Regions from separate parts of the Homo sapiens genome. Here region 2 is linked to region 1. Evidence: chromatin contacts called from ENCODE Hi-C data. All regions are on one chromosome and are shown on one strand. Each heading gives the region's core, a stretch centred on a gene start or an enhancer-like site at or near the end of the contact. The rest is flanking DNA. Distances are from core to core; before and after follow the strand shown.

Region 1 (3,423 bases), core at 647-3,146:
GGCAGACACTAAGGTAGCTGGCCTGTTTTTTAGCTTAATTACCCCCTTGAACCCTTTCTCTCCTGGGCCTTTGCCCTTCCTTTCTGATCACTTATTTTGGGAGCCCTGGAAGGAACTTGCCAATAATCTGAAACTCCCTTTAGGAGTGAGAGTCCCACACCACTTATTCATTGCCCCTGTCAATGCTCAGATGGGCCCGCTCCACTGGCACCCTTGCTATTAATAGGACAGTGCTAGGTAAGGGAGAGTGAGAGGCAGGGCAGCCTGTTGCCACAAGGCTTGCTAACCAGATGCCTTTAATATCCCTCATTGTTCTCCATGCTTCCATGTGTTTAGGGAGAAGTGTCTGGCTTGCCTACCCAGCAGAACTCATGTTCAGAATTTTGAACGTATTAAAAAGTCAAGCTCAATTTAAAAACAGCTAGCTCAACGCTTTTCAGATTTGTGAGATAAAAAACAAACCTTAAAAGACCTTGTTCCAAAATATTCTTTTCTTTCATTTTTTATTTGGAAACAAAACCAAATTTAAAGTTGCAAGAAATGTACAATGAACCCTGATATGCCCTTAACCTAGACTATTTTGAACATTTTGCCATATTTTGTTTTTTTCTCCCTTCATACATACACATCTTTATTATCATCATTCTTCTTCTTGTTGTTACTGAAACATTTATGTGTACTTTGCAGACATCATGGCCCTTTACCCCCAAAGCCTCAGCCTGGATCTTTTATGAACAAGGATATGTCCTTGCCGAAAATTTTGGTTTTTTTTTGTTTTTTTTTTTTTGTTTTGTAGAATAAGACAAGGGTCTGTTGAAGCCTTTAAAACCAAAGCGTGGGCCAGTCCAAAGTGCTGACTGTTGGAGCCTCCTCCCTCTCCCGCCTTTAGAGGGAGGAGAGGAGACACCACCGCAGGTCTGGAGGACTTTATTGTTGCCATAAAACATATTTTTTCCATGTTCTCTTTAGAAACACGAAAAGAGGCTGCATTCCCAAGATCTGGCTTGTGGCTTTAAAATAAAAAATATTTTTACAGTATACTTTTTGGAGGCATGAAAGCACGTGTTTTATTAACATTTCCCAAACTCTTTTTACTGACGGCATACAGCCTGCAGCCTGCTGCAATCGAAAATGCATGCCTTTTTAGAAATTATACCTTTCAGTTAACTGAAGGGGAAAACTTTCCCTTCTTCTGTAAATCATCATCTCTCTGATGGAGAACTTTAAAAATCCTGTGTATGATCAGCACAGTAGGGTGACGAGGAGGTAATGCCGTTTATCTCACCCAACGTGCAATGAGTTTCGTAAGCAGTTTTCTGGGGATTTTGCTCATTGGTGGTTTGGGTCTCATTCACGATATTCTATAGAGCCCGTGCCCAAAACAGGGGGCCACGTGATGCCTGGGAAGGGGTATAAACAGCACTCTGGCTGCTCTGGCCACATGGAGATGCGCCTACGCCCTTTGCCCTCCCCAGTTGTCTCCTTGCGTTCATAGAGCCCGGGGATCTCCAAGGAGCAGCCCAGTTTTCCCTGTAAGAACCCAAAGGTCTTGTACAGAGCTGGAATTCGGCGAAAAACTTGCTCCAACACGCCAAATCTGCCGCATCCTCAATACCCCACCCTCTTCCCTCTGCGCTTACTGCCCACACCCCTACTCCCAACTTGAGGACTCCCCGCCCCCACCACGCTGACAGTCTCAATTCCAACCCCTTGGATGTGAGGAAGTGTCTTTGCGCCTGAACGCGCCCAGCACGGCGAGGCCACCAGTGACTCCCAGCGGCCGCACAGGGCGCTGCGCCCCCCTCGCCCCGGCCTCCCCCGCCCTGCGTCCGCCCCGTCACCCCCGCGCGGCCTCCTGCGCCCGGGCTGGAGGCAGATTCCTCTCTCCGGGTTTTCAGAGCGCCTTTCCGAAACCTCCTCCCCGCCCAGCCAGGGAGAGAGATCCCGGGCGCAATCGCTCCCCGGAGCGGCCGAGGGGCGCGCGGGGAGAGGCCTGCGCCGGGGTACTTTCAAACTGAGGCGCGCGCACACACTCACACCCACCCACCCACTCACCCACACACACACAGACACACGCACGCCCATTTATATAGGCGGCGGCGACGGCAGTGGCCGGGGTGGCGACGGCGAGCACAGAAACGATGGAGTTGAGCCAGTCGACCCTGGTTGGAAGCAAGTGAGAAGAGACCAGGCGCACCCCTAAATTTCTGTGCGGAGCGCTTGTCATCCTCCCCAGGGAACGGTGCACCCAAAGGAGGACTGGCTGGACTGATTTGCTAGGGAGAGGGCGGGGAAGAGGAGGCAAGGTGAGCAGAGAAGCCCCCTGCGTATCCGGACTGCCAGATCGCGCTTTTGCCGGACTCCTGCCCCCTCCCTGCTCAGGTGGGCGCGCCCGGTCTCCAGCTCACAGGGGCGCTTGGAGGAGACCAGAAAGTCGCCGCCTGGCTGCGCGGGATGCCTTTCGCCAAGCGGATCGTGGAGCCGCAATGGCTGTGCAGGCAGCGGCGCCCTGCGCCCGGCCCAGCAGTGGACGCGAGCGGAGGCAGCGCTGAGCCGCCGCCGCCCTTGCAGCCGCCGGGCCGGAGGGACCTGGACGAGGTCGAGGCGCCAGGGCCAGAGGAGCCAGCCCGCGCCGTCCCTGCACCTTCAGGGCTGCCACCGCCGCCGCCGCCACTGCCCGCGCCGGCCGACCAGACTCAGCCGCCGCACGGAGAGGCGTCCGTGGCTGGCGAGGAGAGCACGGCGGGGATCCCGGAGGCGGCGCCCGCAGCCGGCGAGGCGTCCTCGGCGGCGGCGGCGGCGGCCGTGCTGCTCATGCTGGACCTATGCGCGGTCAGCAACGCCGCTCTGGCCCGTGTCCTCCGGCAGCTCTCGGACGTGGCCCGGCACGCTTGCAGCCTCTTCCAGGAGCTCGAGAGCGACATCCAGCTCACCCACCGCCGCGTCTGGGCGCTGCAGGGCAAGCTCGGCGGCGTGCAGCGCGTCCTCAGCACGCTTGACCCTAAGCAGGAGGCAGTGCGTGAGTACCCGCGCCGTCCGCCCGCCAGGCTATGGGTTTCTGCGCCGCACCCTCGCGCCCTCCCCAGCAGCGGCAATCCCAGCCCCGCGGCGCCGCTCCGGTTGCAGCTTGCACCTTACTACTCTCGCCTTCCCACCCTTCCCATCCCCTGGGACCCACCCCAATCCTCCTGGGGCTGAGTGGCTGGGCTGGACCCCGATTCAGTGATGCAGACGTGGACGGTGGAAAGTTAAAAGGGCGACCTCTGAAGTCGCAGGCAGCGTGGGCTGAGAAGGAGCAGAAAGGGAGCGTTTATGGGGAGCACAGGAGGCAGAGAGGGTCTGTCCTTCACCACCGGGGCTCGCCTTTCACGTCCTTCACGGGGCGTAGGGAGGAGGGTTGCAACTCCTGTGGTTTCCAGAAGC
Region 2 (3,430 bases), core at 631-3,130, 85 kb after region 1:
AGTCCTTGTGCTCTTTCAGTGCTTGTTGACTCATTGATTTTTGATAAGGCAGAGAAATGCACAACCAAGACATGAAACTTTGGTACATAAATTTAATGAACAAATGCCTATATTTATATTTGTTCTTTTATTTAATAAATATTCTATTGAGCCTCTACTATGTGCCAGGTGTTAGAAGTAGAAAAATGAATACAATGTGGTTTTTTTGCCCATGAAGAACTCATGTATGGAGATATATGCATACAGCCCAACCTTTTCTCTCAATTTCTCTCACTTGCTGTCTGGGTCTCTCCTAAGGCTCATCATGTGTTACCTGGTGTTAAAGTTTTGTTTTTCATGTGTTTGTGTGTGCATGCATTCTTTTTCTTTGTTTGTTTGTTTGTTTGTTTCTTGACAGTGTCTTGCTCTGTGTCCCAGGCTGGAGTGCAGTGGCGAGATCTCGGCTCACTGCAGCCTCCGCCCCCTGGGGTTCAAGTGATTCTCATGCCTCAGCCTGCTGAGTAGCTGAGACCACAGGCGCACACTACCACACCTGGCTAATTTTTTTATTTTTAGTAGAGATGGGATTTCACCATGTTGGCTAGGCTGGTCTTGAACTCCTGACCTCAAGTCATCTACCTGCCTCGGCCTCCCAAAGTGCTGGGATTACAGGCGCGAGAGGGAGTCTCACTCTGTTGCCCAGTTTGGAGAGCAGTGGCTTGATATCGGCTCACTGCAACTTCTGCCTCCCGGGTTCAAGCAATTCTCCTGCCTCAGCTTCCCGAGTAGCTGGGATTACAGGTGCCTGCCACCATGCCCAGCTTATTTTTATATTTTTATTAGAGTTGGGGTTTCGCCATGTTAGCCAGGCTGGTCTCGAACTCCTGACCTCAGGTGATCTGCCTGCCCTGGCCTCCAAAAGTACTGGGATTACAGGCGTGAGCCACCGCACCTGGCCTGTGCATGCATTCTTTGGGTCCAGTAATTGATTATAGTTACTTCAGGCAAACTCCACCTATTATTCACCTTTGTAACCCCAGGAGCAGTGCTACTCTAAGTTTGGTCCATGGACCAGAAGCATTAGCATCACTTGGGAGCTTGTTAGAACTGCTGACTCTGGACTCTACCCCCAGACCTACTGCACTAGTAGCTCTGGGGGTGGGACCCAGGAATTTGTGTTTTAGCATTTCTCCGGGAGGTCCCCATGCATGCTCCAGTTTGAGAAGCACTGCTAAGGATAGGGAAGCCAGGTTCTGTCATGTGTGATTGCTCAATAAATAATTTTTGCTTGATTGCATACATAAATTACTGTATGAACAGGGAAAGTGGGTTGGTCTTACTAGGTCTGGGCATGACTCCAAGCATCCATTTTGCCAAGTCTGCGGAGACTGTGAGGAGGTGGAGTCGTATTTCCTTCCCTCTCAGAAAATTTGGATGGATGTGTTTAAATGGCTGGGAAGATAGACTCCATCAGCATCAATGTGGGAAATGGTGAGCAACTGAGCATGAAACCTGATGGGAACCAAGTGAATGGGCCAGTTCGTAATGAAGGCCAGAAGATAAAACAGGGTGGAGTGATGATTTCACAGAAGGGCTGAGAACTCTGTGCAGATGGTTTGGGGCAAGATGCTAAAGCCACAAGTTTACAAGAATTGTATGCTTGGGACTCTTTTCTGTTCCAGGGACTTATTACAAATTAAGCCCTCCCTATTCCTGCATATGTGGCAGAGCCTTGCTGTAAATCTATTTCAAACTGTTTTTTCTTTCTCATCTTATTCTCCTTTTCTCTTTCTTTAACTCTTCCTTCCCTCTCTATCTCCTTTTTCCTTTCTGACCAAGAGGCTATTGTTGTCCGTGTTTTGATCAGGGCTAAAGCTACCCTGTGGCATAACATTTGTTAAGGACAAGGATGTGTGGGTTTTTGTGAGTAATCAGCAGCTGCTTTTGGAGTCATGGTTTTAAGGAATCTCCCTTCCTCAATAGTGTGATCATTCCCTCCTCCCAACACCCCCTTCCAAAAGAGAAAACTTGCATAAGAGCAGTTGGCTCAATATAATAAAATATAGCTTGGCATCATGAGCTTTATAAACAAGAGGCATTTAATACACTGCATAGAGTTTTGGCAGTGGGAGGGACAGTAGCAGCCAAGGAGACACATATGGCTGGGTTTAGCAGCATCCTGGGCTCATAGGAAGAGGATCCCCAGCTTTAGATCCCTGTTGGGGGGAGGTTGGGTGAACAAGAGGTTAGAAAGATGAAGATGGTTCAGCATCCAGGGAACACTGTTATACCCACATTTTCCCAAGTACAATGTTTATTTATTTATTTTTCATAAACAATTACCTAGTGCCTGTTTTAGGTCAGGCACTGTTCTCTAAGCCTTTACATTTTTCAGAGCAGCTTTATTAAGATATAATTTACATGCCATAAAGCTCACCTATTTTATTTTATTTATTTATTTATTTTTAATTTATAAACAAAAGAGGTTTAATTGAATCACAGTTCCACACTGCTGAGGAGACCCCAGGAAACTTAAAATCATGGTGGAAGGTGAAGGGAAAGCAAAGCACATGTTACATTGCTGCAGGCAAGAGAGTGTACACAGGGGAAACCGCCACTTTTAAAATCATCAGATCTGGTGAAAGCTCACCTATTTTAAATGCACCATTCAATGATTTTTTTTTTTTAGTGAATTTACAGAGAAATGCTACCATCTTCACAATCTGATTCTGTCACCTCTTATGCCCATTTACAGTTAATTCCAAATCACACCCCCAGCCCCAGACAACCATTAATTTACTTGCTCTCCCTATTAATTTGTCTTTTCTGGACAGCTGATGTAAATTGAATCATATAATATGTGATCTTTTGTGACTGGCTTCTTTCACTGAGAGTAATGTTTCTGTTTGTTCCTTTTGATTGCCAAATGGCATTCTGTTATATAGATAGGGTGCTTTACATTTATAACCTCAATTCATTCTTATAAGAACCCCATGAGGTAGTTGCTTCTGTTATCAGCAATTACAGATGAGGAAACTGAGGCACAGTTAGGAAGTTGAGGGGTAACGATTCAAGCCCAGGGAGTCTGACCTCAGAATCTGTGCTCTTGGGCTCTCTTGCTATGTTGCCTCTCCATAGGTACAAAATATGTATTCACTTCTAACTTGGAGAGTTTCTTTGATATAATGACCACTGAATTTATTGAATACCTACTTTGTGCGTGGAACTTTGCTAGGTACTGTGATGGACTGAGACAGGTTTTGTACCTTCAAGGAATGTAGCATTTTATTTGGTAGAGAAGACTCAGATCCACGTGATCAAGTGGATTCTCTAGGGCCACACAGAATTCCATGTGATCCAAAGCCTAAATGCACACGCCAGGTATCGAAAGTCAACAAGACAATGATGGTAGTGAGAAGAGCCAAGGAAAGCTTTTCAGGGGAGGTAACAT

What was found. A loop is a pair of places that touch in the nucleus more often than their neighbours do. Pooled maps may share reads with other maps.
Region 2: a map of mammary epithelial cell shows a loop between it and region 1 (3-fold over the local background). The contact joins the enhancer-like site here to the promoter of NHS in region 1. A Hi-C loop is called at or near these places in 3 of 168 maps with a recorded cell type or tissue (PC-3, mammary epithelial cell and sigmoid colon) and 7 of 50 pooled maps.

The regions. Positions count from the first base shown.
Region 1 is chrX:17,373,304-17,376,726 of GRCh38, forward strand. It overlaps NHS (NHS actin remodeling regulator), which reads left to right and starts at 1,897. Exons shown (of 9, transcript NM_001291867.2): 1 at 1,897-3,019. The coding sequence starts at 2,455.
Region 2 is chrX:17,457,856-17,461,285 of GRCh38, forward strand. The region is part of intron 1 of NHS (NHS actin remodeling regulator); the gene reads left to right. Among named protein-coding and RNA genes, the nearest start is that of MIR4768, 34 kb to the left of the region's middle. Within about 2 kb of position 1,881, at least 2 of the 41 ENCODE cell types and tissues checked have a DNase peak (open chromatin) inside an H3K27ac peak, as active enhancers do; they include mammary epithelial cell, where a contact is called at or near this core.